7 separate regions of the Mus musculus genome follow, and regions 1, 2, 3, 5, 6 and 7 are each linked to region 4. A link is a loop called in an ENCODE intact Hi-C map of the cell type or tissue named here. Cell type or tissue: heart. All regions are shown on one strand. Region 1 overlaps Kctd17 (potassium channel tetramerisation domain containing 17). Region 2 has its middle 20 kb from the start of Mir7676-2. Region 3 has its middle 4.6 kb from the start of Csf2rb. Region 4 overlaps Ncf4 (neutrophil cytosolic factor 4). Region 5 has its middle 3.2 kb from the start of C1qtnf6. Region 6 overlaps Csf2rb (colony stimulating factor 2 receptor, beta, low-affinity (granulocyte-macrophage)). Region 7 holds the start of Gm36644 (a long non-coding RNA gene).

Evidence for each region. A loop is a pair of places that touch in the nucleus more often than their neighbours do. Peaks named below come from ENCODE experiments on the same cell type or tissue, not always from the same donor. Only the 100,000 strongest peaks of a DNase experiment are listed, where the experiment ranks them.
Region 1: it touches region 4 in a loop (2.6-fold over the local background); 15 of 42 quality-filtered maps call a loop at or near these places.
Region 2: a loop joins it to region 4, with 7 times the contacts of the local background. A loop is called at or near these places in 7 of 42 quality-filtered maps.
Region 3: a loop joins it to region 4, with 5 times the contacts of the local background. A loop is called at or near these places in 29 of 42 quality-filtered maps.
Region 5: a loop joins it to region 4, with 2.2 times the contacts of the local background. A loop is called at or near these places in 4 of 42 quality-filtered maps.
Region 6: a loop joins it to region 4, with 9 times the contacts of the local background. A loop is called at or near these places in 25 of 42 quality-filtered maps.
Region 7: it touches region 4 in a loop (9-fold over the local background); 15 of 42 quality-filtered maps call a loop at or near these places.

Annotation. Positions count from the first base shown.
Region 1 is chr15:78,433,073-78,437,072 of GRCm38, reverse strand. It overlaps Kctd17 (potassium channel tetramerisation domain containing 17), which reads right to left. Exons shown (of 8, transcript NM_001289671.1): 3 at 3,997-4,000; 4 at 3,063-3,158; 5 at 1,363-1,488. Among named protein-coding and RNA genes, the nearest start is that of Kctd17, 6.5 kb to the right of the region's middle. In heart, CTCF peaks have their summits at 52 and 2,078 (motif pointing right); DNase peaks (open chromatin) are centred at 512, 1,192 and 1,952; H3K4me3 peaks cover 644 bases; H3K27ac peaks cover 1,423 bases; H3K27me3 peaks cover 1,625 bases.
Region 2 is chr15:78,366,980-78,370,979 of GRCm38, reverse strand. No RefSeq gene overlaps it. Among named protein-coding and RNA genes, the nearest start is that of Mir7676-2, 20 kb to the right of the region's middle. In heart, a CTCF peak has its summit at 1,956 (motif pointing right); a DNase peak (open chromatin) is centred at 1,749; H3K27me3 peaks cover 3,061 bases.
Region 3 is chr15:78,319,402-78,323,401 of GRCm38, reverse strand. No RefSeq gene overlaps it. Among named protein-coding and RNA genes, the nearest start is that of Csf2rb, 4.6 kb to the left of the region's middle. In heart, a CTCF peak has its summit at 2,392 (motif pointing right); a DNase peak (open chromatin) is centred at 2,341; H3K27ac peaks cover 995 bases.
Region 4 is chr15:78,255,592-78,259,591 of GRCm38, reverse strand. It overlaps Ncf4 (neutrophil cytosolic factor 4), which reads right to left. Exons shown (of 10, transcript NM_008677.2): 7 at 3,563-3,661. Among named protein-coding and RNA genes, the nearest start is that of Ncf4, 13 kb to the right of the region's middle. In heart, a CTCF peak has its summit at 1,964 (motif pointing left); DNase peaks (open chromatin) are centred at 1,161, 2,031 and 2,081; H3K27ac peaks cover 1,043 bases; H3K27me3 peaks cover 430 bases.
Region 5 is chr15:78,530,824-78,534,823 of GRCm38, reverse strand. It overlaps a transcript of C1qtnf6 not described here. Among named protein-coding and RNA genes, the nearest start is that of C1qtnf6, 3.2 kb to the right of the region's middle. In heart, a CTCF peak has its summit at 2,451 (motif pointing right); DNase peaks (open chromatin) are centred at 2,623, 3,443 and 3,933; H3K4me3 peaks cover 998 bases; H3K27ac peaks cover 1,862 bases.
Region 6 is chr15:78,338,590-78,342,589 of GRCm38, reverse strand. Csf2rb (colony stimulating factor 2 receptor, beta, low-affinity (granulocyte-macrophage)) reads right to left here. Exons shown (of 14, transcript NM_007780.4): 4 at 3,601-3,788; 5 at 1,989-2,146; 6 at 1,742-1,910; 7 at 1,117-1,252; 8 at 836-996. Among named protein-coding and RNA genes, the nearest start is that of Mir7676-2, 8.0 kb to the left of the region's middle. In heart, a CTCF peak has its summit at 2,336 (motif pointing right); DNase peaks (open chromatin) are centred at 2,359 and 2,769; H3K27me3 peaks cover 521 bases.
Region 7 is chr15:78,421,254-78,425,253 of GRCm38, reverse strand. It overlaps Gm36644 (a long non-coding RNA gene), which reads left to right and starts at 555. Exons shown (of 2, transcript XR_001781711.2): 1 at 555-1,282. It overlaps Gm41355 (a long non-coding RNA gene), which reads right to left and starts at 2,986. Exons shown (of 3, transcript XR_875463.3): 1 at 2,810-2,986; 2 at 2,528-2,616; 3 at 523-611. In heart, a CTCF peak has its summit at 2,473 (motif pointing right); DNase peaks (open chromatin) are centred at 646 and 2,503; H3K4me3 peaks cover 189 bases; H3K27ac peaks cover 413 bases; H3K27me3 peaks cover 2,671 bases.

The DNA of each region.
Region 1 (4,000 bases), 180 kb before region 4:
GCGGCAGCTGCTCCAGCAGGGAGAGGGCGGGAGGCCCGGGCTGTCATTAGCAATCGTCCTCTTGGGGGCGGGCTGCACCTTTCTCCTGGGCATCCGCCTCCACCTGCACCTGGGCCACCTCCACCTCCTCCACCTCCTGCCGCCGCTGCTCCTCCAGCTGCTCGTCCGTGCTCTGTGCACCCGCCGCCGACCAGGGAAGAGAGAGTGGAGACACTGACGAGGGGGCGGGGCTGCGGGCGGCTGTCCGCAGGGACCCCCGACCTCAGGACTGAGGGGCAGGCAGGATGAAAGGGACCTCTGGGAGAGGGAGGGCTGCAGCCAAAGCAGTTGGTGGGTCTTCCCTAGCCCAGAGGGAAGGCTTAGAGCCCAGCCAGGCTGCTGTTAGAGAGCCGGCTAAGGGGACGGCTGGAAGAGGAGCCCGCCGGCTCCTGGAAAGGCCTTACTTTGGAAGGATGGGTCCAGAGCAGGAAGCCAAGGTTGTCCCAGGGCAGTCACCAGCCAGATCTAGATGCCAGCAACAGTGTCTGGCAGCCTGGGCCAGGTTGGTGACACAGGGAGGGGGTCAGTGCAGCAGGGCACCCTGCATTCTTGCAGGGAGGAGCCAGCCACTGGCTTGGGGAGTGGGAAGAGGAACACACAGGGAGCCGGAGTTCCTACGACTCCAGCACATGGGCATAGCTCCCACCTTCCCAACCTGAAGCATGCCTTCTTCTTTGATGGCCCTACCGCAGGCCCAAGAGGGCAGGACCCTACTCAATTCCTCCCACGGGCTGCCCGTCAATTGTGCTCTTGGGAACTGGCTGCCTAGGCCGGAGCCCAGAGGGCTCCTGACACCTTTCAAGCAGGCTACCCAAAAAGCCTGGAGAAGGCTAGGATATCTTGACCTAGGCTGATGAGTGACCAGGCGGTCACCAGTCCCTGGGAAATACAGCAACCTATGGGAACCCAGGAGTTCCAGCCTGGAATCACCAGAGCGTGTGACCCACCACTCCCTTCACAGAGAATCCAGCAAAAGATGCGAGAAGAGAGACCTGCCGGAGGTCATATACAGCGGCATGCCACAGTGTGCCCCTGCTTCAGTGTGCTCTACTTCGTGCCTCAACAGCTGCCCACGTGACCCCTTTTGATGCCACGTGATTGAAAAGCAGCATCAAGCTCGCTCTGTCTGGAGCCTTGCAATGGTCCTGCCTGTCTGCTCCCCAGCCTGGGCCAAGGGTGTGAGCTGACTGGACTGTGGTGGCGTGGGATGGATGGTGTTGGCTGTGACCATGACCATGAGTGTTATGTGGGTGTGGCAGGAGGGAGGAGGAAGCAGCAGAATGGGGGAGGGGGGTGCCTTCTTCGCACAGGGCAGGGACTCACCTTGGCCTTGCGAGTGGACTCGGAGCTCAGGCCGTGTGGGGAGCTGTGGAGCTCCTTAGACACCACACACAGGAACTCGGCCTGGTCCTCACTCCCATAGTTGTAGGAGGAGCCGATGTTCACCAGCTGGAGTGAGACACCAATAGGACGGGGATGAAGGGTGGGGTGGGGGGCAGGAGAGACACAGGCACCAGCCTGTGCAGGAAGCTCCTGGTCTCCCAGAGGCACAGAGCCTAGGAAGGCAGGCTCCTTGGTCTCCACCCACACCTCCCCAAGCATGGCTGAACCTGACCCCGAAACAGAGAGTAGTATCACCCCCCCCCAGCTATACCCTACAACCGGGTGCCACTTCCTGAAACAAGTGGGGCCCCCCTCACCCTGACATTGCTGCAGCAGCTTCAGGACTAGGCTTGCAGGCTAGGGTTGGCAGAGCAGAGCCTATGGAATATTCCTTTTATTTCCAGAAGAAGCAGCCAACTCCCCAGGCTACAGGACCCAGACTGGTGGCCCCTGACCTGCTGGCCTAGTCTCTTAGAGCAACTGCTCAGTGCCTCTCCCCCTCCCCCCATCTCGCTTCTCAGATCAAAGGCCTCCTTTGTTCAACGGTGTCCTGTCTGTATGGCCCTTCTGACAAAACTGTGAAGAGATGCGAGTTCTTGGGACCAACTCAGCGGGCAAAGAAAAACATTACCCTCTCTGCCAGCAGAGGGCAGGAGAGACAGTAGACTATCAGAGGACCCCAGTGGCAAGAGGCAGGCTAGGGACCAAGTTCCAGAGCCCACCACTTCTTCCCTGGAGTCTTACAGACTCACACACATCATTTCTAGGTGTTTCGAGACTATGCAACTGAGGGTGACACTGACTTCCTGGCTCCATGTCTGGACTGTGGATGTGGCCTCTTTGAATGGTGTGACACTGGTGCTGATGGGTAGAGTCCTGTCCCAAACTAGAACCTTTCCTGATGGCTCTTCTCACTGTCACAAAGGCCTTATAAAGGAGGTACCGGTGAGCTCACATCCCAGGCTGCAGAGGCTGGGGGAGGAGCAGTCAGAGGACTGACAAGAGGGCAGCGCTGGAAGAGAGGGTATCCTCCCGTCCCAGTTGGCTGGTTGGTCTTCCTTATAATGGCTATCCTGGAAGGCCAGCCTTTTCCAGTTTCCATGCAGTAGAAGTTGGCAAGCTAGGTACATTGTGGGCTAGCTCAACTCTTCTCTCACTCTCAAGGCTGTTTAGAACTTGAGTTCATATTGGGCCTCTGCGCCCCTAGTATCCTAAGATGCATAGCGTGGCTGATAACAGTACTCTCCCATGGTGCCCTACATATGGCCTGGGGGCCTGGCTAGTCACACGTGGGAAGCCACCACCTGGGGCTTCCAGGAAAGAGGGATGTTTAGCCCTATGCAGGTTGTGTCATGAGACCCTGGAGGTCAGGCCTGGGGCATGACAGGAAATCTACTCAACTCTGGTTCTGATCTCCTACACCTGAGCTGTCCCTGAGGACCAGAGACTGGCTGCTGTGCAGATCCCCAGTGACCAGGATGCCCAGTAGCAAGGGTTCCCTGCCTCGTTCCTTCCCAGCCCACCTGTGACCAGCAGGTACTTTTGTAGTCTTGCTTAGTCCCACTCGAGGACCACAGGGCTTGGGGAGGGGCTGGAGGCTAGAAAGGACAGGCTTAGGGTGTCCCTTGTGCCCAGCCCACCTGCTCGAAGCGCCAGCCGTCGGACATAGTGGATACCATCTGTGTGAGCTCCTCCTCTTGGCACTGCAGCACTCGGTATACATGCTTAGGTGGCACCTGTGGGTAAGACGCTCACATGGAGGGCATGTCCAAGGTCACCAGGCACTCGGCTGCTCCTTCCCCAGCCCATAACATAGAGGGAGGGCAGGAACGTTAGATGGGAAAGGAGGGAACCATGCTCTGAACACCTACTATGTGCCAGATGCTTCGCGTATGGGAACCATGCCCTGAACACCTACTATGTGCCAGATGCTTCGCGTACGGGACTCACTCCTTCTGAGACCCTTACGGATTACAAAATTTTATACTGAGAGTCTCAGAAAGGTTCAGGGACATGCCTAGGGTCACCAGTTCAAGGGTGGCAGAGCCACGTGTGGAATATGGGTGGCACAAGATTGAAGACAGGAGACATTCTGGGTTATCAGTGGAGTCAGGCCCTCACCTCCTTAGTCCCCGTGGCTGGGAGGTGATGTCTCACCCCATCCCTCAAAGGCCTGAGGCCTGAGCTCTGAAATGCTAGCCCTGAGTGAGTACCTACCCGGGGATGGCCTGATTCCATGAAGTGGATATTTACCCATGCTGTGTGGCCGGGTGTGTGTGGGGGGCTGGGCTGCTACTGATACCATCTTGTGAGCATGGGTAGCTAGGCAACTCTGAGCATCTCTGCTTCCCATAGAGGAAGACAAGGGCATGATAACCCTTGGTCACACACAGCAGAAGCCAGGCAGAGGTAAAACCCCAGCAGTGTAGAGCCAGGCTGGGGCTGTGCTAAGCAGTCTGGGAGGCCTCCCTTGTCAGGCAGCTCGGCCTCTCCCTCACCCATCATTCCCCTCCCCCTCCCCCTCCCTTCATCCCCTCCCCCTCCCTCCACTGGCCCTGCTTCCTCTCTCCAAACCTGG
Region 2 (4,000 bases), 110 kb before region 4:
CACAGAGAAACCTTGTCTTGAAAGACAACAACAACAAAAAACAAAAAAACAAAAAGAAAGAAAGAAAGAAAGAAAGGAAGGAAGGAAGGAAGAAAGAAAGAAAGAAAGAAAGAAAGAAAGAAAGAAAGAAAGAAAGAAAGAAAGTGACTTATTTCACTTGCAGGGGAGATAGGAAAGCATAAAAAGTCCTGGGCCGCCCCCCAGATGACTTCAGGAGACCTTGCTGTGCTCAGGGTTAAGTCAGAGAGAGCCCCACTATCCTGCCTTGGAAGTGTAGCTGTTCCTTAAGGTCAGAGGAACGATTTGTAGTGACTTGTCTGGTGCTGTGACAAAATCCTGGACCACAACTCAAGAGGAAGTGTTTCCATGGGCTTACAGTTCCAGGGAGCACAGTCCAGCATGACCAGGGAAACCTGCATGCAGAGCAGGAGGCAGCTGTCCACAGTGCATCCACAGGCAGGAAGCGGTTGGGGAAGGTCCACCTCTGTGGGTGGCCATAATCCAATTGTTGAGAGTCCCAGGGAAGGAAGCAGAGCTGAGTGTGAGTGCTTAGTGTACTCTCTCCTGTTTATTCAGGCCACGGCCCCAGCCTATAGGATGGTACCACTGCTAATTAGTCTTCATACATTGATCACCCCAATCTAGATCATCTCTCATTGACACGCTCATAGGTTCATTTCCATGGCGATCTTAGATGCAGTCAAGTTGTCAAGATTAGCCATCATACCTGGTGCCCTGGGACTTTGGTATGATGAGTTCATTGTACCTACCAGCTTGATCCATTGAGGCAAAAAACAATGGCCTCCTGGCCTTTTGATTTAATATTACTGACAAAGGGGAGGAAGTGACTCACTTCTCCTTTTGATTGGCTGGACCTTTGAATGGATGAATGGGGGTATAGAAGGGGAGAGTGGGGACTCTGGGGACAAATGTGGTCAGGTCATCTGTATTTGCTGGCTGCTATGAAGCTGTGGTTCTGTTTCTGTTGGTTCTATTTCAAAGGAATGGCTTTCAGGTTCTTGGACCCTCTGAATAGCAGTTGGTCCATGCCCAGCTGGGAGGGACAAAGGAAGGAATGTCCAATTCAAGCCTTGTCAGCTAAGGCTCTGGAAAAGAGGTCAGGAGCATGTGCCCGGTGTTGGCTGGAGTAAGATGCTCAGCCCCCAGTAGCATGGATCTGCCTTGGACTGGCTGTTTAGTTGGAATTTGGGCTTGCTGGGAATACACTCTCATGCTGCCAGAGGCCATGCCAAAGTTCCACTTGTCTGAGTGCAGATAATGGCACTTCTGTGTCTTGCTGTCCCCCAGCTGTCCCAGTCAGAGACATAGGACCTACATTCCAGAACACTGAGGCTTGCTCTCATCACGAGCACTATGTGGCACACAGGGACATATATACACACTGTCGCTGCGGTAGCTAAACAGAGGTATAGTGGCTCTTACAAACAGGTGTGCAATACTGTGGCATGTACACCAACATGTGTGTCTGTTCACATCTGGATATTAACACAACAGAGGCATTCATTGTTAGCGTCCACCCAAATACAAGTGTGCAAGAAGGGACAGCCTCACACTACTTTTTCCTCCTCTTCCTCCTCATCCCCCCTCCTCCTCCTCTTCTTTTTAGACTAACCAAGTGCACTAGTTAAAAGGGGGAGGGTAGAACATGGAGTTCTATCTTTAACTGACTGTGAGCAATCGGTTGAGATAACTCACCACCTCTGGACCTGTCCACACTAGGTTTAATGTTCTATCTACAGTTAGGGTTTTGCAATTCCTTGCAATGTTTGCACAAGAGGTCCGAGTTTCCGTTTGGCCCTGAGCTCTGCATAGATGCACCCGCACAGCTCATTCTGCTTGCTCTTTCCTTGTCTTGACCACCAGACTTCAAAGGCTTCAGAGATCTGCAGCGGGAGGGTCTGACGCCGCAGAGTTGAAGTAATGCAGGGTGCTGACCTCTAGGTGGCAGCACCATTCCGATCAAACCTCAGTGGGCTGCAGAGGGGAGAAAACTGGCCCCTCAGATAGGGGTTTGAGGTGGCCCCAGGATCCACTGTCCCCCACTCCCTGCCCCCGAAAGCTTGAGGTTTACCAAAGTAACTGCCCTAGAGGGAATTACCTGATCCATTCTTCTACCAAGGAATCTTTAATAGCTTTCTTTAAAAAATCTAATTACAAGTCATGGATAGTGGTGCCACACCTTTAGCTCTAGCTCTTGAGAGGCAGACAGACTGATTTCTGTGATTTCAAGGCCAGCCCTGGTCTGCATAGAGAGTTCTAGGACATCCAGGGTTTTGTAGTGAGACCCTTGTCTTCAAACAAACAAACAAACAAACAAATCTGATTACAAACGCAACACATTTTATTTTAGAAAACAGAACACATACACACAGATGTATGTATGTGCATGTGTGTGCATGGGAGGTGGCATTTGTGCATGTGAACGCTGGTGCCTCTGGAGGCTAAAAGAAGGTCAGACCCCTTCAAGCTGGTGTCTCAGGTAGCTGTGTACAGGGAACTAAATGTAGGTCCTCTTCAGCAGCAGGAAGTGCTTTACCCACAAGCCATCTCTCCGGACCATATGTGGTTTTAAAAATGCCTTTGGCTTTTTCTATCTTTCTTTCCACCACATCTTTGGGATTTGGTGGGCACCCCCTCCCCCAGGCCCCAATTCAGGATTCAAGTTAGAAACCAGGAGAAAGGCCCAAGTCCTTGAAACTCTCCCCACTCCTCAGGCACTGTTCTGTTGAGATCTCCACACAGACCTCCTCTCTATCCAGGTTTGAATGTCCACTAGGGATGACCGAGGTTCCCTTCTGAGATCTCTTCCAGATGGCAGAGGTTTCTCACAGTCTCTTCCTTAGAGGCCTGTCTCGTTCCCCTGTGGGCTGCTTTTGACTCAGACTTAACAGGCAGAGGGAAGGAGTAGCCATCTCTCTCAGAAGGCACCTGCAGCTGATGTGTGGGCACAGATGAGTTGTTCTCATCACTCTTGGGAGATATTAAAAGCCATACTTGCCATGGTGTCAATGTGGCTGGACTGGGGACCATCTAGGAAGCTTCATTTCTGGTGTATCTGGGAGGGGGTTTCCAGAGGAGACTGTCGTGTCAGTGGATTGAGTCTGGGATGATCCACCCTTGTGGGCAGCCACCATCCAATAGGCTGGAACCCCAGATAGAAGAACAAAAGGCAGAGGACAGACATCTTTCCCTCTCCTGGAGCAGGGACACTCTTTCTGCTGCCCTGAGATACCACACCTTTACAAAAACCCCTTCAGTCCCAACTGCAGGATTTATAGGAATAGACCTCCTAGTCCCAGCCTGTGAGTCTAGATTGAACATTACAGGACGTGTTTAAATGTGTATTGAGCCAAGATAGGAAATCCCAGTGTCTCCAGCTTGAAGAGAGCCCGCTGAGGCTTTGCAGGGTCCATAATCACGTAAAGTAATCCCCCAGACACCATTTCCTCTCCTTCTTTTCTATTTGCTTGTCTTTCTAGAGCAGTAGCCCTCGACCTGTAGGTTGTGACCCTTTTGGGGTCAAATGACCCTTTCATAGGGATCACCTAAGGCTGCCATAAACCGCAGATATTTACATTACAATTTATAACAGTAGCAAGATTACAGTTATGAAACAGCAACAAAAATAATTTTATGGTTGAGGGTCGCAACATGAGGGACAGTATTGAAGGGTCACAGCATCAAGAAGGTTGAGAGCCGCTGCTTTAATGAGCCCTGGCTAAGGACATTCACCTCTCAAGGGTGTGTGTCCAAGTCACGTGGTGTTCTGGGGAGCCCAGCAGTTTCCCCCGCTAAGAAAGCTTCCAAGATGTCAGGGAATCAAACTGAGCATTAAACTGAAAACATCAGAAAGATTCTTGCTTAGCTTTTACCTTTTAAATTTAGAAATGTGTTTATCTTTATGTGTGTGGGTGCTTCTCGCGCATGCGTGTCTGTGTGCTCTCAAGTGTTCTCTTTCCCTGTCTCTCCAAATGGCAGA
Region 3 (4,000 bases), 64 kb before region 4:
ATACATATTAACTCTACCATAATTTATACAAGTGAAGTTTTAAATATGTTTCCATATATTCCCTCACGTCTTAGTCAGCTTAACTAGCAACTCGACCAGCCTAGAGTCTCCTAAGAAAGCAGTCTCAAGTGAGGACTTGTCCAGATCAGATGGGGTTGTCTTGACTGTTTCTTGGCTTGAGATAGCATCTCCCTATGCAGCCCTGGATGGCCTCAAACTCACAGAGATCAGCTTGCCTGTGCCTCCAAAAGGCATGAGCAACCACAGAAGTTGTCTTGATTGCTTATTGATGTAGGAGGGCCCCGCCTACTGTGGGCGGTACCATTCCCTAGGTATGTGATCTTGAGCTGTATAAGATAGTTACATAAGCATGAACCTACGAACCAGCCAGCACACAGTGTCCTGCCACGGTTCATGGCTCACACTTCTGCTTGAGTTCCTGCCCCGACTTCCCCTCCATGGTGGGCTGTGACCTGAAATAGGTCTTTTCCTCACCTATGTTGCTTTGACCACGGTACTTGTCCCACCATGAATAAATTCACAATAAGTCACATACACCGATATGCTCATTCATGACTCTTCAGAATCAGGCATACAGCCCTTCCTTAGCTCTTACCCCTCAGTGTCTAGGACACAGCTTTTCAAGTCTTAATGGCAGGAAGGAACAAAGCTTACCATTGAGGGCAAAGGGCAGGCATGATGCTCCTTCTATTCTGAGGAAAGCATGTTTGCTGCAGCTCAGCGCTTGCTGCCAGGATCAAGCTTATTCCAGCTGTCACAGGTCTAAACACACCCAGGACACAGGTACCACACACAGCACTGTGCTCACATGGGGCAGGACAGATGCCTGTGGATCAATCAAAGCTCCCAGTGGCTTTGATGCTCCTGGCAGTCCTAGGTATGTGACAAACGTGTCTCACTAACAGGATTCCTGGGCTGGCCAACACACTGTTATAGAGTGATATAGTCCACAGTTGGTTGGCAAGTCTGGCTTTCCTAAGACCCAAGCTCCGAGTTTGGACCTCTAACTTCACTGTCCCTTGATACAACTCAAGCACCAGCTAGTTATGGACTAGTGTAGAATCAATTCCCTGTACTCAACAACGGTATAGACACCGAAGACGTTTTCATCTTTGCCAATTAAGTCGCCACATTTATGAACATTGTAAATGGAAAAACAAAACAAAACAAAACAAAGCCGCAACTCACACAGCTTGTTTTGGAGGAGGAGAGCATCCCAGATCTCTCCATCCCAGGCTTTTCCAAACCTGCTCTGCTCCTCACTTTCAGTGAATTTGGTGGTGTGGTGGGTGACAAAAGATAGCTATGCCCAAACTGTTCTGTGACAGCTGGAGGCAGCCTGGGCTGTCATTCAGACCTGGCCCTATGGACTTGGCCAATGAGCAACCAAAAAATCAAGAAGGAAGTCCCTTAAACAAGATACCAACTCATCCTCTGACAGTTAAGAATTCTGTCACAATGATGTGGAGGGTGTCTCTTAACGCTGTGCAGAGACAGGCACGATGGCGTGCTTCTTTGTAGAGACATTTGTCAGTGAACAGCTGTTGACCCAATGTTTGCTCCTGGGATGTTCCACATTGCCTTTCATGCAGTTGACAGAGGGCCACTGCTCTCCATCCTGGAATAATCTAATTGTCAAACATGCTCACTTTAAAGCCCTCCGAGGGAGCACCCATGGGAGATCTTATACTTGAGACCTCCGAGTCTCTGTCACATCCACCAGGTTGGGAACTTCTCACACACCACAGCAGAGCCTCTGCAGCAGCATGCTGAGCAGTTAACAGGGAGAGATGGGAATCTGCTCTCTGGAACATCCCTGGGAAAAGAGCTCTCCAAAGGAAGGCCAAAGTTTTTATTTTCTGATTGTTTAGTAAGGCAGAGGGAGAGCACAGCAGTCAGGAGACATTGGATCCATGACAGCTGGGGAAGCCAAGCCTAGCCTGGTAGGGTCTTTTTGTTGTTCTTATCTTGTGTCTCTGTCTCTCTGTGTGTCTCTGTCCCTCTCCTCCGTTCCCTTCCCCTCCCCTCCCCTCCCCTCTCTCTTTCTCTCTCTCTCTCCCCCTCTTTTCACCCCCTTCTTCTCCCCCTGCAAGGAAGACCACAGCTGTCCAGGCAGAGCTTGCAATGCTCCACCCTGACAGGGAAGTCCCTGGCTGGATTTGCTGGAGAGAAGCTTCTGACCCCGATTTCTCTCGGGTGCTAAATCCCAAGGTGATGTCTCTTTCTGCTGTGGCAAGGTCAGGAGGGGATTGCCTTGGGCTGGACAGGGCAGGCTTGAAGAATGTCTTTCTGGGCCTGCTTCCCTGAACTTCCCCTCTTGTCCTGGGAGGGGCTGTGACTTCAGGAAGGGGCTGCAATCAAGGGCTGGCCACTAGGTGGCCCGGTGGAGAAGAGCTTCAGCGAGGAGTGTGCACTGTCAGCTTGGCTCCTCTGTGGGTTTCCTGCTTAAGAGACCTGCACAGTACAGATCTTTCTGCCTGGCAAGGATTTCTGTGACCAGAGAGTTTGAAGCTTCAATTTCTGCCCCAGGAAAAGCCTAACCACACTGCCCACCAAGGGACTCACCTTAGTAAGGAGCTGGGTTATGGTCAAAATCTATGCAGTTCCTAAGCCTAGGATTCTTTCCAAAGTTTGCCTGGTAGGTGTATGCAGGAAGACTGACTTCCACTCAAGGTCTAACCTTAAGTTTCTGAGGGGCACTGACATCAAGGACTGGGTACACCAGACTGTCTTGGTTCTCTACATCTTTGTGTTCCTGGCCAACTGTCCTATGCCTGGATCCCTCTCTGACAACTTGGGCTGCGGTCTTTAATGGTGCACCTCAGGTGAGGTCCCCAAGGAGAAAGAGAAAGTCCTTGACAACACATATCCTCTTTCCAGTTGTAACCTTCACCCCATGCCTTCCCAGTCCTTTCCAGAGCCTCCCCAGACTGCCAGAACTTTTGTTCTGGGTTCTCTCAACAATAGAGAGGGTCATGTATGTGCTGACCCATCTGACCCTCTGTCTACCTTCCTCAGGGGAAACAGTAGAGCAATGGCTGCGTCCTCTGGGCCGGGCTCCTGCTTTTTTGAACCCAGCAAGTGTTGCAGAAGAATGCCTTTGTCCTTTCCATTTCCCTTAGACACTACAACTGTTGGGAGCTCAGCTGAGCTCCTTACAACTGGGACCCCCTTTTCTTGGGCAAGGAAAGATGTGTCTCAAACTCAGGCCTTCCTGTGGGGACATCCAGTCCACACCTAGGAAGTGACATGAAAGTGAAATATTGGAACTGGAAAATCATCCCCCTGAAGATATAGAATTGTCGATGATATAAAACCATGAAGCCAGAACAGATAAGCAGATGAACCTGGAAAACCTTCCTTCTGGTCTCACAGGGACCTTCTATGTGTACCAATGAAGATTTTTTCTATTCAGGTAAACACTACAAGTGGGCAAGGCTCAGCCTCCTTAGCCTTTGCAGTCCTGAGCTCTGAATACAAGTGGCTTACAGGCTGGGCTTGTAGCTCTAGGTTTTGACAAAAAGGAGACTGTGGCTCCAGGCATTTAAAGGCAGAATGGCTACAGCTCTAGGCTGCAGTTTGAACAAGCTCTAAGCCTTCCTAAACTAGAGACTCACATCTCTGAGCCCTGAGAACGAGGAACTTCACAGAGTCTTGTGTGTTTTCAGGTGGGCTGCTTATTGCTTTGAGACTTGAAAACCAGCAGGCTTGAACTCAGAATCCATCCCTGTCTCCACATGGAATATGCAAAAGTTAATGAGAGTATCCTGAAGCTGCCAGGCCTGGAGCAGGGCCTCCTGGGGCAGCAGTCATGGCTTCCCCAGCAGCCCTGCTTGCTTTCTGATTGAAGTGTTTCCTTCTGGTAGTAACAGACTGTTTAATCCAGCAAGGATTAATGACCCCTTTTGTGTTTTAAACACTCTCTGACCCCCTGTGCTTTTAAACACACCAAAAGGCAGAAAATGGATTACTTGACTTA
Region 4 (4,000 bases):
GAATGCATATGCAGATGTGCATGTGAGCATGTGTGTGCATTTATGTGAGTGTGTACATACATGTGTCTGTGTATGTGTACATATGTAGTCTAGAGGATTACTTCAGATGTCACTCCAGTCTTTATCTACATTTTTTTCCTATTTGAAACAGGGTCTTGGTTAGTTCATATTGTTGTTCCACCTATAGGGATCCCTTTAGCCCCTTGGGTATTTTCTCTAGCTCCTCCATTGGGGGCCCTGGGATCCATCCAATATATATCAGAAGATGGCCTAGTCGGCCATCAGTGGAAAGAGAGGCCCATTGGTCGTGTAAACTTTATATGACTCAATATAGGGGAACGCCAGGGCCAAGAAGTGGGAGTGGGTGGGTAGGGGAGTGGGTGGGGGAGGGTATGGGGGACTTTTGGGATAGCACTGGAAATGTAAATAAATAAAATACCTAATAATAATAATAAAAAGAAACAGGGTCTTTCATTGACCTGGGACTCATCCGTACTGACTGGTTTCTGTTAAGCTGACACAAAGAGAGTTGTCTAGAAAGAGGGAACCTCAGCTGAGAAAATGTCTTCATTAGATTGGCCTGTGGGAGAGTCCTTGGAGTATTATTACTATTACTATTATTATTATTATTAACGATTGATGTGGGGGGCCCAGCCCACTGTATGGGGGCACCCCTGAGTAGGTGGTCCCAGGTTGTACAAGAAAGCAGTCTGAACAAGCCATGGAGAGTAAGCCAGTAAGCAGCACCCCTCCATGGCCTCAGCTTCATTTCTGCCTCCAGGTTATTTCTTGTCCTGACTTCGCTCAGGGATGGAAACGTTATAACTTAACCAAGTAAACCCTCTTGTCCCCAAGTTGCCTCTGGCCTTGGTGTTTATCACAGGGACAGAAAGCAAGCTGGAACTTGGCCAATTTGTAGCTGGTTTGCGGCTGGACAGCAAGTCCCAGGGCTTGTCTCTGTCTCTGTCTCCCCCAGAGCTAGATGATAAGCACAAGCCACCATGGCTGACTTTTTAGTGTGTGGGCTCTGGGATTGAGCTCAGGTCCTGTTTGCTGCCTGATTGATCTCCGCAGCCCCAGGAATCACATCCTCTTCCCGCTGCCTCGCAGACTGAGGCTCCTTCCTCTTCCTACGCCACAGAGGCCCTTCCTGCAGCCTGAGGTCTGCCAGTGACGACACACTAGACAGTAAGACTTTCCAGAAGACAGTAAAGCGGTCAACAGTTCCTCTTATGACAGTGGTGGTCACAACAGTCACTGCTCGGGTGGACATGGCTTCTGAGACCCAGTGCACAAGGAGGCAGAAGCTCAAAGTGTTATATCCCTACACCTGCCACTCCCACTCCTGCCCAGCCTCAGGATACCGGGAACCCTGCCTCCTTCAGACACAGTGAGGGCCAGAGAATGTCCAACGGTGACAATATTATGATAGAGATGACCAGACCCAGGGACCTGGCACAGTCATTCCCTGTCAGTGTGGAGCAAAGAAACACCCAAGGGGGCCCAGCTTCAGGGTCACATTCAAGACTTCCCAGTCCCCTCACATGCAGTGGGAACGAGGCACCTAGACTCTCTGGGGCCAAGGCCTGGAGGACATCCGCCTCTCCCTTGTCCCTGACGGGAACCACTGAAGAAACTGTTTTCATCATTCACAGGAAAGGAAACCACGGGGTTAAGCAACCTCCTGAGGTACACAAGGACAGCTAGAAATGCATTAGATCTTCTGTTGTCTCACAGTATGGTGAGTGGGACCCAGAGCCTTGCACACTAGGTGAGAGCTCCTCTACCGAGCTGCCTCAGGCACGGACACCCACTCTTAATCAGTCATCCTTGCTGCTGGTTAGGGAAGTAACATTATTACATATGAGCCTTCACTTCTCTCAGTGGAGAAAGTCTGACCCCCACAAAGCAAACCTGGAGAAACCTATGTGATTGCTGTGACCAGGTGCACTGGTGACACCTAGTGGGAAGACCAGGGTACTGCTAAACACCCTGACTGCCTTTCCTTCCCTAAATAGCCTGCCCTTTCCCAGGAATTATCTGTCTCCACGACCCCACCCCACCCCCAAAGAGTGTCAGTTCCTAGAAGCCTTGTTAGTGATCAAGAAATTAAAGAGAATGGCAGGGGTGGGGGGAGGAGGCTGTGAAATGGCTCAGGGGATAAAGAGGGTGCTACCATGTCTGACAACCCTAGTTTCACTTCCACAACCAGCCTGACAGGAGAGGGTCAACTTCTGCAAGCTGTTCCCTCACATATGCTGTGGCATGAATGTTCTGCTTCACCAACACATCTGGATCAAAAACAGGACACCCCACAGGTCACCCAACCCTGCCAGGACCTCCAGGACTGTAACAGAGGACTTCTATCCTTGGGCTTCCCCAGATCTCTCATGGTGTCTGCCTGTAAAACACTCAAAAATACCTTTCTTCTAACCTTGCCTCTGCCTTTGCCTCATCCCTCACCTCAGACTCACCTCCATCCTCATCCCTAACTTCAACCCCATCTTCACCTATATCCTCACCTCCATCTTCACCCACATCTTCACCTCCATCCTCACCCACATCCTCACCCCCATCCTCACCTCCATCCTCACCTCCATCCTCACCTCCATCCTCACCTCCATCCTCACCCCCATCCTCACCTCCATCCTCACCCCCATCCTCACCCCCATCCTCACCCCCATCCTCACCCCCATCCTCACCCCCATCCTCATCTCCATCCTCACCTCCATCCTCACCCCCATCCTCACCTCCATCCTCACCCCCATCCTCACCCCCATCCTCACCTCCATCCTCAACCCCAACTTCAACCCATCTTCACCTCCATCCTCACCCCATCCTCACCTCCATCCTCACCCCCATCCTCACCTCCATCCTCACCTCCATCCTCACCCCCATCCTCACCTCCATCCTCACCCCATCCTCACCTCCATCCTCACCTCATCCTCACCTCTATCCTCACCCCCATCCTCACCTCCATCCTCACCTCCATCCTCACCCCCATCCTCACCTCCATCCTCACCTCCATCCTCACCCCCATCCTCACCCCCATCCTCACCTCCATCCTCACCTCCATCCTCACCCCCATCCTCACCTCCATCCTCACCCCCATCCTCACCTCCATCCTCACCTCCATCCTCACCCCCATCCTCACCTCCATCCTCACCCCATCCTCACCTCCATCCTCACCTCATCCTCACCTCTATCCTCACCCCCATCCTCACCTCCATCCTCACCCCCATCCTTACCACCATCCCCCACCCTTACCCCATCATCAACCCCAGCCTTGTTCCCATCATTAACTCCAGTCTTACTTCCATCCTCACCTCCACCTTCATTGCCACCTTCACCTCCATTCTCATCACTAACTTTACATCCAACCTCTCTCCACCTTCATCTCCACTTCCACCTCCACCTCAGCCCTTCCTCCAATCTCATCTCCATCTGACCTCCACCCTCACCTCCAATTCCACTTCCACCCCATCATCCATGTACTCTGCCATCACCCTCCTTCTTGCCTCTAGTTAGTCTTCCTGATTCTGAACCCCTCTCCCCAGCTTACCTCCAGCCAGTCTTTGTTGATCTTACTGAGAAGGAAGATCACATCTCCAGCTTTGAAACTTAGCTCCAATTTGCTGTTCCCAGTGAAGTCAAACAAGGCCTGAGGAGAGGGACAGCATTGCTGAGACAGAGAGAACGCTGAGTCTTTGAAGGGCTTGACCACTGTGGTGTCCCTCTCTGTAGGTAAGGAAACTGAGGGTTTGGAAGGGTGCTGATACAGCCCCTCTGTTTGCAGAGGACTTCGATTAAAACCCTACTCTCCCCCAACTACAAAGTGGGTGGTCCTTTCAGAGCAGGTAGGGTTCACATTTGGAAGGGGGGAATCCAAACTCTGTGCCTAGCTTGCCCTGCTCCCCCGCCTCGCTGGCCTCCCTATGGGTTACAGCCCTCCTGCATCCATCCCACTGTTCTTTGCCATGGCATTTCATGCTGTGCACCC
Region 5 (4,000 bases), 280 kb before region 4:
AGGCACAGGCTGTAAAGTCACGGTGCCCTGGAGAGTTAGCGCCTGTGAGGGGCTGGATTGCGTTCCCCCCAGTTCCTGTATTGAAATCTTAACCTGTTTCTCTTTCTTTTGGAAACAAGGTCATTGCAGATATAAGTAGGGAAGGAAGTCCACATTCATATAGGGTAGACTCACTACAGTGTGTGTCCCCAGGAAAAGAGATTTGGACAGATACAAACAAGAGCAACATAGAGGTAAGGACAAGGTGGTGGGGTGGCACACACCTGTGATTCCAGGACTACCTGTACTCAAGGCCAGTTTGTACTATGTAGTGAGACCCTGCCTTAAAAACCCAGTATTCCCCTCCCCCCAACAAAGACCAAGCTGATGATTCTTCCTCCAAGCCCAGGGATGCTGAGGGTGCTGGTAACCTTCCAAATGACAGAGGGAGCCTTAAAACAGACCCATGGTGCTCAGAAAAGCTACAAGGGAGATGCCTTGCTCCTGGAGTTTGGACTCCAGCATGGTCACAATAAATTCACGTGCGTGCTTGGGTGTGTGTCTGTGTGTAGTGGGTATTTGTGTATCAGTGTGTGTGTCAGTGTGTGTGGTATGTGTGTGTCAATGTGTGTATGTCTATGTCTCTCTGTGTGGTATGTGTGTCTGTATGTGTGGCTTGTGTCCATCCATGTGTGTATCAGTGTGTGTGTGTCAGTGTGTGTGGTGTGTGTGTGCATGTGTGTGTGTATGTGTGTGCTAAGGCATGCATATATGCAGGCCTGTGTTGGGTGTCTTCCCCAATCTCTCTCAGTTTATCTTTCAGACAGGATCTCTCACTAAGCCCAATGCCAGACTAGAGATACAGGTGACCATGAGCTGCTTTTTAATGTAGGCTACTGGGCATCCGAACTCAGGGCCTCACTCTTGCAAGGCAAGCAGGCACTTTCCCAACTAAGTCATCTCTCCAGCCCTTGTTTTCTCTTTCATGGCAGAGTCTTACTCTGTAGACTGGCCTCCCAAGTGCCACTCCCCCACCCCCAACCCCCCACCCCCGGCATGAACCACTGCTCCTGGCGACACAATAATCTTTGTTTCTGAAGCTCTGGCTGTGTCTCTCACTAAGACCACTGCCTACATGCCATAGGGTGTTAGTGGCTCCTCCGGCTCGGTTCCCGAGATCTGACCGACCAACCTGCTCATCCGTCATGCAACACATGGTGAATGGGTGCCATTAGCTGCCAAAGGCTGAACCCAGAGGCCAGATGGCTTCTCTAGGAGCCAAGGAAGGGACGGCAGAATGTCACTCTGTAGACACTATAGACTCAGACTCCTTATGGTTTAGTCCCAACCCATCCGTTTACTAACCTCCTGACTTTGAGTCCATAGATCAACCTCTCCCTGCCTTGGCTTCTTCCTCACTGGGTCAAGGAAGTGCTCAGGTTGTAAGTGAGCCAACGTTTGCTGCCCACAGGTGCTGCTTAAGCATTTTTAGAAGTGTCTACAGGACAGACGTGTAAGACCTCCTGGGGTAATCTGGGCTGTTACAGTCGTTGCCCAATATCAGGACCAGAAAGACAACTAAGAACAAGAAAGATGACTAAGAACATTATTTTCCCAGCTCTGGTTTAGGGCCATCCTCCTGCCTCAGCCTCCTCCTAGGTGGATAGGGTGATGCTGGGGGGTTGGGTGCTCTGAGATTACCAGTGTCAGCTCCTTCAATGCCCCTGGAAGTATATACAGTCAGACCACATGGCCTCAGTTGCTTCCTGGAGGCCTAAGGTCCCAAGCCCTGCAGCCCTGGACAGGCACTTCAGGGCACTGTACAGTGTGGGTGAATCTGGAGTATGTACACACATACAGACAGCTTCCCATTCTCACTCATTCCAAGGAGTGCCCAGCCACACCTCATGCCCCATAGGGACCCAGAGACCTGGGATCCCGGCCACATCCTTTGTTACCATCCTGTTTCAGGTGAGGAGACTAAGACCTGGGGTGGAAGCAGGAGGCTTCAAAGCTTTACAGAGAAGGGACAGAATGTCCTCTTTCAGTCGGACTTTCTGCTTTAATGATCAGGAAATGTGTCAATATTTGCTCATGGGAACTGCCGCTCCGCCGCCCTCGGTCAACACTTGCAGAGCCTGCTTGGTTTCTCCATCTGTGAGGCTATGGTTATGTCTGAGTTCTGTCTACTCTCTAAAAGGGAGTTCTCTGTAGGCTCTGGCTGTAACAAATGGACAAACACGACCTGACTTATGTGTGGGCAGTGGCACGGGTGTTCTTGGCCACACGCAATCAGGGGAACCCCAGATCATTCACTTCCTAGCTCAGAGTGCCCATGAGCCAACCTCAGGTCCTGGTGGAGCCTCGGTTTTCTCATTCCTGAAGTGCACTTCACAACTCCATCAGACAGCAAGGTGATACAATGACTCCCATTCAGGTCAACCCAGTTCTTTCTGTGTCCGCCAGGGGGCGCCGCTGGACCTCAGAGCACCAGCTCCTCCTCTTTGCTCAGATTCGGCTTTATTCGGCCACAATCGGAACTACCCGGCTGGACCCGACTGTTCTTTAAGGCTCGGAAAAAATCGTCTCCATTCGGTTCTTCTCGGCCGTACTCGGCTGGATTCAATTCTGTTCGGTTTGCTCGGCTGGAATAGATTCTAGCGCTTTTCGGATATGCTCGGCTCCTCCCCTTACTAGGCTTCCACGGTTTGGGCCCTGGAACTCTGCCTACTTTCTGGGGTGCTGAGGATTGGAGGAATACACTCTGCTCCCCAGCCAGGCTTGGACTGCCTGCTGAGGTACTGGTGCTGGGTGCTGGGGCGCGCGCTGACTCCCTCCAGGAGATGGCGACCTCCTACCTATCTGTTTAGACCTTAACTCGGTAATGACCTTGAACTCCAACTGTGATTTACCATTCACAGTTTACACAGGGCTGCCTTCTGGCGTCAGTAAGTCATTGTCCTGCCTCCTGGGAGAAAGGGCAGGAATGAGCAGAGAAACAAACACTTATATTGTAGGACTCTGGCCTTAGACCTGGTTCTGGCTTTTTGTGTCCGGGTATACATTTACTGGCAAAGGCTGTGAAAGAGTATAAGAAGGTATCCACTGGTGGGTGTGCGGAGAAAAGTGGGTGCACACCTCTGCATACTGGGCTTAACCAAAGTAGCAAGATACCCTTTGGTTGGCTGTTCCCAGACACTCATACAATCCTGGACTCTTCAAGATCGTTCGGCCCAGGGTTATTAAGACCCAGAGAAATGTCAAGCACACCTTTAATCCCACCACTGGGGAAGCCGAGGTGGTCAGAACTCTATGAGTTCATGGCCAGCCTGGTCTAGAGAGTGAGTTCCAGGACAGCCAGGACTACACAGAGAAACCTTCATATCAGCCCCGCCCCTGCTTCCCCTCCAAAGACTCGGGGAATTAGGGACTTACCCAATGTCATGAAGTTAGAAAGAAGACATGGGACAGAGCCATAGTCTGTCTGTTACTCCAGAGCTGGACTTCATGTCTCAAGTCTACCTGATGTGCCTGGACGCCCTCGTGTCTGAGGTCAGTAGCCGGCAGCCTCTGGTTTGCTAGGGCCGGATGAGCAGCCTTGTCCCTGTATAGTTCGGTGCGGAGTGTAGTGGGGTGCACAGTGCTAGGCACACAGCCTTCTGCACTACTGTGCCCTTCGCCTGCTTCTCCCTGACCGTCCATCTTTTCTTTCATCCATCTTCCCGGCCTTCTTCCCAGAGATCTGAGACTGCCTGGTGCTGTTCCCACCCCCGGGGCCGCTGACTCAGCCCTTTGCTCTGGTGGCTGCAGCTTGAAGCGGGTAGCCTCTCTGCAGGTCTGGCTCTGTGCCTCAAGAATGCTGCTCCGGCAGGGCCACACAGAGCCATGCCAGTGTGAGCTTTGTGGTGGCCCTTATAGGGCTATCATCCCCCTCTCTGCTTTCTTCTGCCAATGTATTCCTGACTGGACCTGAGAACTCCAAGTCATTTTGGGAGGCAGCACCAGACTAGAAGAATCTGGC
Region 6 (4,000 bases), 83 kb before region 4:
CCCTGTCCTTGAAGACAGTAGAAACATATTAGAATAAACTTTCTTTCAATGTCTCTTTCCATCTCTCTGTCTCTATCTCTCACTCTGTTGCATATGCCTCCATGGGGGTATGGGAGACTGTGATGGTTTGTATATGCTTGCACTAGGGAGAAGCACTATTAGGTGTGGCCTTGCTGGGGTAGGTGTGTCACTCTAGGTGTGGGCTTTAAGAACCTCATCCTAGCCGCCTGGAACTCAGTGTTCTGCTAGCAGCCTTTAGATGAATCTGTGGAACTCTAGGTTTTGCCTGAACCATGCCAGCCTGGATGCTGCCATGCTCCCACCTTGATGATAATGGACTGAAGCTCTGAATCTATAAGCCATCCCCAATTAAATGTTGTTTTTATAAGATTTGCCTTGGTCATGATGTCTGTTCACAGCAGTAAAACCCTAAGACAGGGTCTAAACACAGGCATGCAGAAGCCAGAGAAGGATGGCTTTTGTCTTCTTTCTGTGTTCTTAAGACAGGATCTTGCACTGAACCCAGATCTGGTGAGTATCGAGAAAGCCCCAACTATCCCCCTGTCTCTTGACAGTTGGATATGATCACGCTCAATTTTTTTTTATGTGGGTGCTGGAATTTGAACTCACGTCCTCAAGCCAGTTCATCAATGGCTTTCACCCATTGGGACATACACCTAATCCAAAAATAGTTATTTTTATCACTTTGAGTGAAAAATCTGCAATTCTTTGAAAGTGGCAAAAGCAAAGATGCCTAAGAGGCTCTTGTATTTATTGGCATAACTCAATGGACCCCTATAGTACTGGGAACTCAGACAGAGGCAGGCACACTCACTGTGGTTATAGCTCATGATGAACTTCCCTTGTTCCAGGTGCTTAACAGAGACTGTGTACTGGCTGTGTGCACTGGGCTCAGGCACAGGTAGACTGCAATGGTAGCGGGTGTAGACACTGGCCCCCGGCGGCTCCTTCACCACCGGAGAGCATTTCTCCTCCCTAGGGAAATAAGTTGAGCTGAGAGCAGGGTTGGGGGAATGTCAGATCCATCTAAGACCTCAAAGAGGTATGGTCCTGGGGATAAGAAGAAACAAGGCAAGATGGACAGGGGACACTCACGGAGCTACAGGGCTGGGGCGATAGAAGAGCCCAAAGGAAACAGAGCCAGTCGTCTGGGTCCACACCTCCCAGGAGCAGTGGAGGGACTGGATCCCATCAAAGAAGCATTGAAGGTTCTGTGGCTGGGCCTTGTCCCCTGTGGCAACATACCCTCATTCAGTCAGTCCACCCTCCCTCAATGGTTGGGGCACGAGGTTAATCACACAGAGGAGATCCTTGAGGGCAGCAGACCTGGCTGTGACCATCAGCCCACTGTGCTCTGAGCCTGCCTGCTGTGTGTCCCCAGCTAGGGAAGAATCCAGTACGTCTGCGCCATCGTGAGGGAGGAGCCAGCTCTAAATATTGAGTGTTTGAATGAACTCAGGGACTCAGGTGACCCTACACACAGCCCAGCGCTTGTAAACACATGGGCCTCTGCTGCTGCTATTGAGGTCATTAACAGAACATGTTTGCTGCCAGAGAGCCAAGAGTGTGTGACACAGAGTGGCCCAGAGAGACTACGGGGGACACAGGGCTGGTGGGAGGCTCCAATGTCGAGGTAGGGCAGATCCTGGAGCCTTACTCGGACCTAGACTGTCCCCACTTCTAGTCTCCTAAAAGGGGCATGTCCTCCCAGCTCCATTACCTGGCTGGGAGTCCCAGTGAACCTCTGGGCTCCATCTGCTGGGTCTCCCAGACAAGCTTGAACCCGGGGACAGCCGAGTGCGCACACGGGCAGCATAGATGCTGTTGGGTAGGAATAGCTTTGGCTCGAAATTCACCTGAAATTTGCTAGTGTGGAGACTGTAGGCATCCTGTGGAGATATGGGAGCTGAAGGAGGAACCTGACATGCCATCACCCAAGGGTGGACACAGACGGCTCAGGGTCCTACCTCCCAGGAGTCCTGAAGCCGCTTATAAGCCACCTCAAACTCTATGTCCTTTGATGAAAGCCAGGAGACCTGGGCATCCCCAAGGGACACACTCCACTCCAGCAGGAAACGATCCTCAGAGGAGCTGATGCTGACGTTCTTGGGAAGTGGTGGCTGCACTATAGAGAGGGAAGCAGAGGGTTAATCGGGTTGCACACCGAGGGAGCTGCGGGTGGCCTGGTGATCTGGGTGCCACTTTGGCTCACACCATTCAGCTTCAGGCCTGAAACCTGCAAACTGCAGATTTGACAGTAATTCTGCCCTACATTCTCCTCAGTGGGGCCTCCTCCTGCCCTGCTGTGCACTGATGCTTTCTGACCAGCAGACGGTGCTGTGAGCCAGGGAGCCTCTTCTCCTGCCACACAGCCTCCTCACAGTTCAAGTGCCTATCACTGACTGTCCTTGCCCTGCATAAGTGTAGGACCGCCCTGATGACTTTCTTGGACTCCAGTTCCCAGACAGAAGCCTTTATCCTTCTTCTTGTCCCACTGCAGCTCATTGTAACCCCATGTCTGTCTTGTCACATCAGGCTAAGGGTTTCTTTTCCCTGTCCCCCCTTCCCTAGTTCAAGGCTAGAGATGCAGCTGTCTGTATCCCATGATTTCCCTGCCATTGTCTAGCCTTTGGAACTCGATGCTTCCTGGAACACAGTGCACATGCCTGGTGTACCCAGCATGCCCCACTCCCTCAGATCTCCCCCTGCAAGCCCCCTTTGCACACGTGGTTTCCTGGCTAAGAATTGCTTCTGGCTCTGTGATCCTCCCAGAGCAAGGACTTGGCTGCAGAGCTCCTTCCTTCCTTCTGGGAAGCCCTTCCTGATTGCCAGAGCCCTTTGCTTTCCATCCCTGGATGTGGCAGCTGATGCCTAACCCTTCAGTCTGCACCTCTGAGCCCCAGGGGCAGGGACTCTTTCAGACACCAGCAGCAATGATGTGATGAGAGCATTCAATCTAACATTGTTGGCGGGCAAAGAGGACTCACAGTGTTCCCCTGAGAGTCTGACATCTAAGCTGGGGCTTAGAAGAACAATACAAGCCATGGTTTTCCCATTATTCTGCAGTGTGGGTGACATGTCGGCTACAGTCCCCAAGAGAACCACACAGATGATTTTTGGCCCCACTTAAGGTCATGCTGTGACAATGGGCCTTGTGGGCCTGCTGCCTGCACACTCGGTGGTCCAGAGAGGGTGGCGCAGACCCTGGCTCTGGGTCAGAAGCATGGAAAGAGCCTGACAATGTGACCTATTGTGGTCATCTCTGCTCCACAAAAATCAGAGGACCTCTGCAATAGGGCAAGGTGTTGCAGCCATGGGCGAAAGCAAGAGAGAGCAGAGTTCTGTCACCTGGAAAGTCCTATAGGAGGCACAGGCACAGCTCTTCCTGTGGAGGAAGCTTTGTGGCTTGATAGGTGGCAGAAGCAGCTGGAACAGGATCATCCTTGGGCAGAGTCCCCACATCACATCTCTTCCAACCCCAAGACATGGTCCCTAATTCTGGGAGAACCTCACTCTAGCCCATCCCAGTATCCTGCCCACTCTTGCACCCACTGCCTAGGCAGGACCTCCGCTCCTCACCATTCTGGGCAAGTGGCACCATGAGCTGGATGCCCAGATCACTATCTGGCCGGAAGGAGTAGTAGTCTTCGTTTGTGATGGAAAATCGTGTATAGGGGATGACACATCTTCTGGGCACACAGCGGTGGGATGACGGGCACTCTGACCACATGAGTTCCTCACTGAGCTCACAGGACACTGGCTGTTTTCTGTTAGGGAGCATTCATTAGTTTCTACTATGTCCCTGCTTTTATCCAAGGGCAGTGTCTGGCAATGAGCAACACACACACACACACAAACACTCATGCATATACATACAAAGAAACATGCAGAAATACAGAGACTGAGACTCACATGAGCACAGAGACACACACAGCATATATACAAGCACACAGAGAGTCACAGAAACAGACACACACAC
Region 7 (4,000 bases), 170 kb before region 4:
CTTATACCCTCTGAACCTTATTCCTGCACCTATAAGATGAGACCAACAGTGTCTGGGAGGAAGCAGTCAGTCAGGATGCAAGGACTGGAGATGGGCACTCATAGTGCTACCTACACAGAGGCCAGGGACTACCAGCTTTTATGCAGCCAGCAGGCTCTTCTATCAAGATTGGTTCTTGAGTCAAAGGCTGCTTCATTAGCCATGGATGAACCATCCTACCACCCATACTCCCTGCTGGGGTTGGAAGGGAAGGCAGAAAGAGAGGCCACCCCTAAATGCTCCAGGGCAGGGTGGCGGACATTGCTTAAAGTGACCCTCAAGTCGCTGTTTCAGAGGGACTCCGGACAACCCTGGGTTCTCATCTGAGCACATCGTTTGTGGGCTATCCTGGTTTGAGCTTTCTCGGTTCAGCAGGACCCAGCCTCTGAGTGGCTTGCGTCATCTCTGCTGGCAGTTCTGTGATGAAGCTGTCAATCATTCCGTTCTCCCCACCTCCGAGTTCAGAATGTCAGAACATCCCAGTTAGCTTCAAGTCCTTGTTTGGTTCCTCCTGTTACAGTCAGTTCCGCCCCCGCTTGGGGGCGGGCTCTGCTGCTTATCCTTGTGTTAACCTGAGGAGAGAACGGGATCAAGAGGTTCAGAGAGCACATGCGTGGCTACCTGGCCAAAGGAGCTATTCTTACTTAGCAACATGCTTCACAAGTCCAGGGTCCAAATCTGCCCCGTGGTCCTCTACTCATGACATCTGAGTAGCTAGGTCTGCAGCCCCGTCAGACCTTCCAACTTCCCAGTGTCCTTACAGGTAGCGAATGTTGGCTCCCATCACTGAACAGCTATGGTATACTGAGCCTAGGTCAAATCAACATCTTGGGTGTGTGGGGAGAACAGACTCACAGGCCTGAGTGTTCCTAACAACCGTGTCACCAATTTCTTTTTTCTTTTTTTTTTTTGTAACCTGGAATGTTCTAGAATTTTAGCAGATTTTCACCAATCCCGTCTCAGGATTTGGTTTTGGAGAAAGCCCAGGTGAAGTGAAAGTTTCTGGTTGTGTCATGTGATGCAGACTCACAGGGTTTGCTGAGGAGAGACCTGTGGGAGGACAGGTGATGGACATGTGATATTTGGAGAGAGTTTAAGAGAGACTCAATGGACAGTGACAGGAAGCTTGCGTGGCCTGGCGGTTTCTGCTGGATCTCGCAGGTTTGCTACCCTGACACTACTGAACTGGACTGCTGACAAGTGGAGATTGGACTCCCCCCGCCCCCAAACTACTTCTAAACAGGTCTGTGTCCCTTGTCCTGTTTACCATCTTTTCTCCCCGACCTTTGGATGGTGGGCTAGAAAGGGGGGGGGGAAGGGTTGAAGCATTTGAGAACCCTTATTAAAAGTAGGTTTTGAAAAAATCTAAGCCTACATCAGGGTGGGGCTGTACACCTTTAATCCTAAAACTTGGGAGGTGAGAGCAGGAAGATCATGCGTTAAAGGTTGTTCTGATTATATAGGAAGTTTGAGGTCAGCCTGGGTTGCTGAGACCCTGTCTCAAAAATAGGTAGATAAATAGATATCTGATAGGTAGGTGAGTAGGTAGATAGATAGGTAAGTGATAGGTAGGTAGGTTAATTAGGTGAGTCCTCCACCCTCCCCTTGAGCTCACAGGAAGGGTCCATAACTGTCTCTCACTCCATGGGAAGCCTGTACAACTCCACTTGTGTTGTGAAAGGGCAGTCTGAGGCCAGACTTGGTGCCATATGCATTTAATCCCAGTACTCAGGAGGCAGAGGCAAGGGGATCTCTGTGAGTTTGAGGCCAGCCTGGTGTGTATATAGCTAGTTCCAGGTCAGCCAGGAAAAATGGAAAGAAAGGAGGCAGAAGAGGAAGGAAGGAAAGAAGGAAGGAAGGAAGGAAGAAGGATGGAAGGAAGGAAGGAAGGGAGGGAGGGGGGGTGGAAGAAGGATGGAAGGAAGGAAGGAAGGAAAGAAGGAAGGAAGGAAGGGAGGGAGGAAGAAGGATGGAAGGAAGGAAGGAAGAAGGAATGAAGGAAGAAAGGAAGGAAGAAGGATGGAAGGAAGAAGGATGGAAGGAAGGAAGGAAGAGGATGGAAGGAAGGAAGAAGGATGGAAGGAAGGAAGGAAGAAGGAAGGAAGAAGGATGGAAGGAAGGAAGAAGGATGGAAGGAAGGAAGAAGGATGGAGGAAGGAAGAAGGATGGAAGGAAGGAAGAAGGATGGAAGGAAGGAAGGAAGAAGGAAGAAGGAAGGAAGGAAGGAAGGAAGGAAAAAGGATGGAAGGAAGGAAGGAAGAAAGGAAGGAAGGAAGGAAGGAAGGAAGGAAGGAAGGAAGGAAGGAAGGAAGGAAGGAAGGAAGGAAAGAACAAAGGTCTGTCTGCTCACATTTCTCAGAGACATACTTGGTGATGCAGAAGTAACGGGGCGCCAATGGGACGGCCTGGGCCTGGAAGCTGCTCCCTTCAGCCAGCAGGGGGCGCGCATTAGGCTCCTCTGTCTTGAGGAGAAGGAAACCACACTTACCAACCAGCCCACCTGTTCCAGTTTGCAGTTTCGCTGTGCTCTAGGTGGTTGGGTTTTCAGAAGCAGGGCTCGTGGACCGAGTCTCTGACCTGCGAATTGTTTGTCTCTTCTCACCGTCACAACACGCATCCCTCTGAATCCCAGCTCTGGCCACCCCCACCCCCCGCCCCCAGGCAGATGTGAGTGATCACTTTAATCCCAGTCCAGCTGGTAGCTGTGGCTGGCGGCTGTCAAGGGAGGATCCAGAGGGAAGGTCCTGCTCTGTCCTGGCCCAGGACTCACCTGTGACCTCTTTCTACAGAGTCAGCTCCTGCTGTCAGCTAAAGATTCAAGCAGAACAGAAGGGCAAAGCTTCTTCTGGTGGGACTTTCTTGTGACCAGAACATGTGACTCAAGCTGGCTAGTTTTGTTTTCTGGTGGGTAGTGGGGTGGGACTTGAGGGGCATTCTTTGGAGCCCTCACTACTGGGAGTGGCTCACTGCAGTGCCCTTCCAGGGAAGCACGTCCTCTGATTGGTCCTTGGATGCTGCTCAAAGATCTACACTGTAGAGCAGTGGTTCTTATCCTGAACCCCTCAAGGGGTTGTCAAGCAACCCTTTCTCATAGGTCACCCAAGACCGTTGGAAAACACAGATATTTACATTACGATTCATATAGTAACAAAGTTACAGTATGGAGCAGCTGAAAAAATAATGTAAAGGTTGGGAGGTCACCACAACATAAGGAACTGTATTAAAGGGTCACAGCATTAGGAAAGGTGAGAACCATTGAGTCTCACCTGAAGCAGAGCCCTTATTTACAAAGCTCCCTTGGAGAATCCATCCCTTCATCATCTTAGCTAGCTCCAGGAACACCTATAGACAGTCTGCAGCCCCCGTCCCCCCAGCGTCTCTTCTGACTTGTTCGGTCTGCCATCTTTAACAACCTTCCCCCAACCCACATTCTGTGAGCCTGTTGTATCCAGGACACAGCACTCAGTCCAGGTCTGCAGGAAGCCCCTTTGATCAGAGAGTGAAATAGACTCAAGTGTATTTCAGATCACAGCCGCAGTGTAATGGCTGTCTGTCCTCCAGCGGTTCTGGGTGTTCCTTCTGTCTGTCTCTGTGCTGGGCTTTTAAGCTGAATCCTTAACCACTTTTATTATTTTTTATTATACTTTTATTATTTTATTATGACCACTTTTATTATGAGAACAATTTTCTCTGTACCTTGTTTTCAGAATGTGGGTCCAGTTAGCAGTCCCAGCGAGATGGACTCAAACAAGCTGTATGAACCACAACCACTACCACAATCACAACCACTACCACAATCACAACAGCAACAACCAAAACAAAAACCAAAAAATAACAACAAACCAAAAGCATTTCATCTTCAGGCTTAAAGAAATGTCACAAAAATTACCCCCACCCCCAAATCCCTAAATATCAATGCTTCATTACCTTTGTCCATCTCCCTGCCCCCCATCTCTGCCTT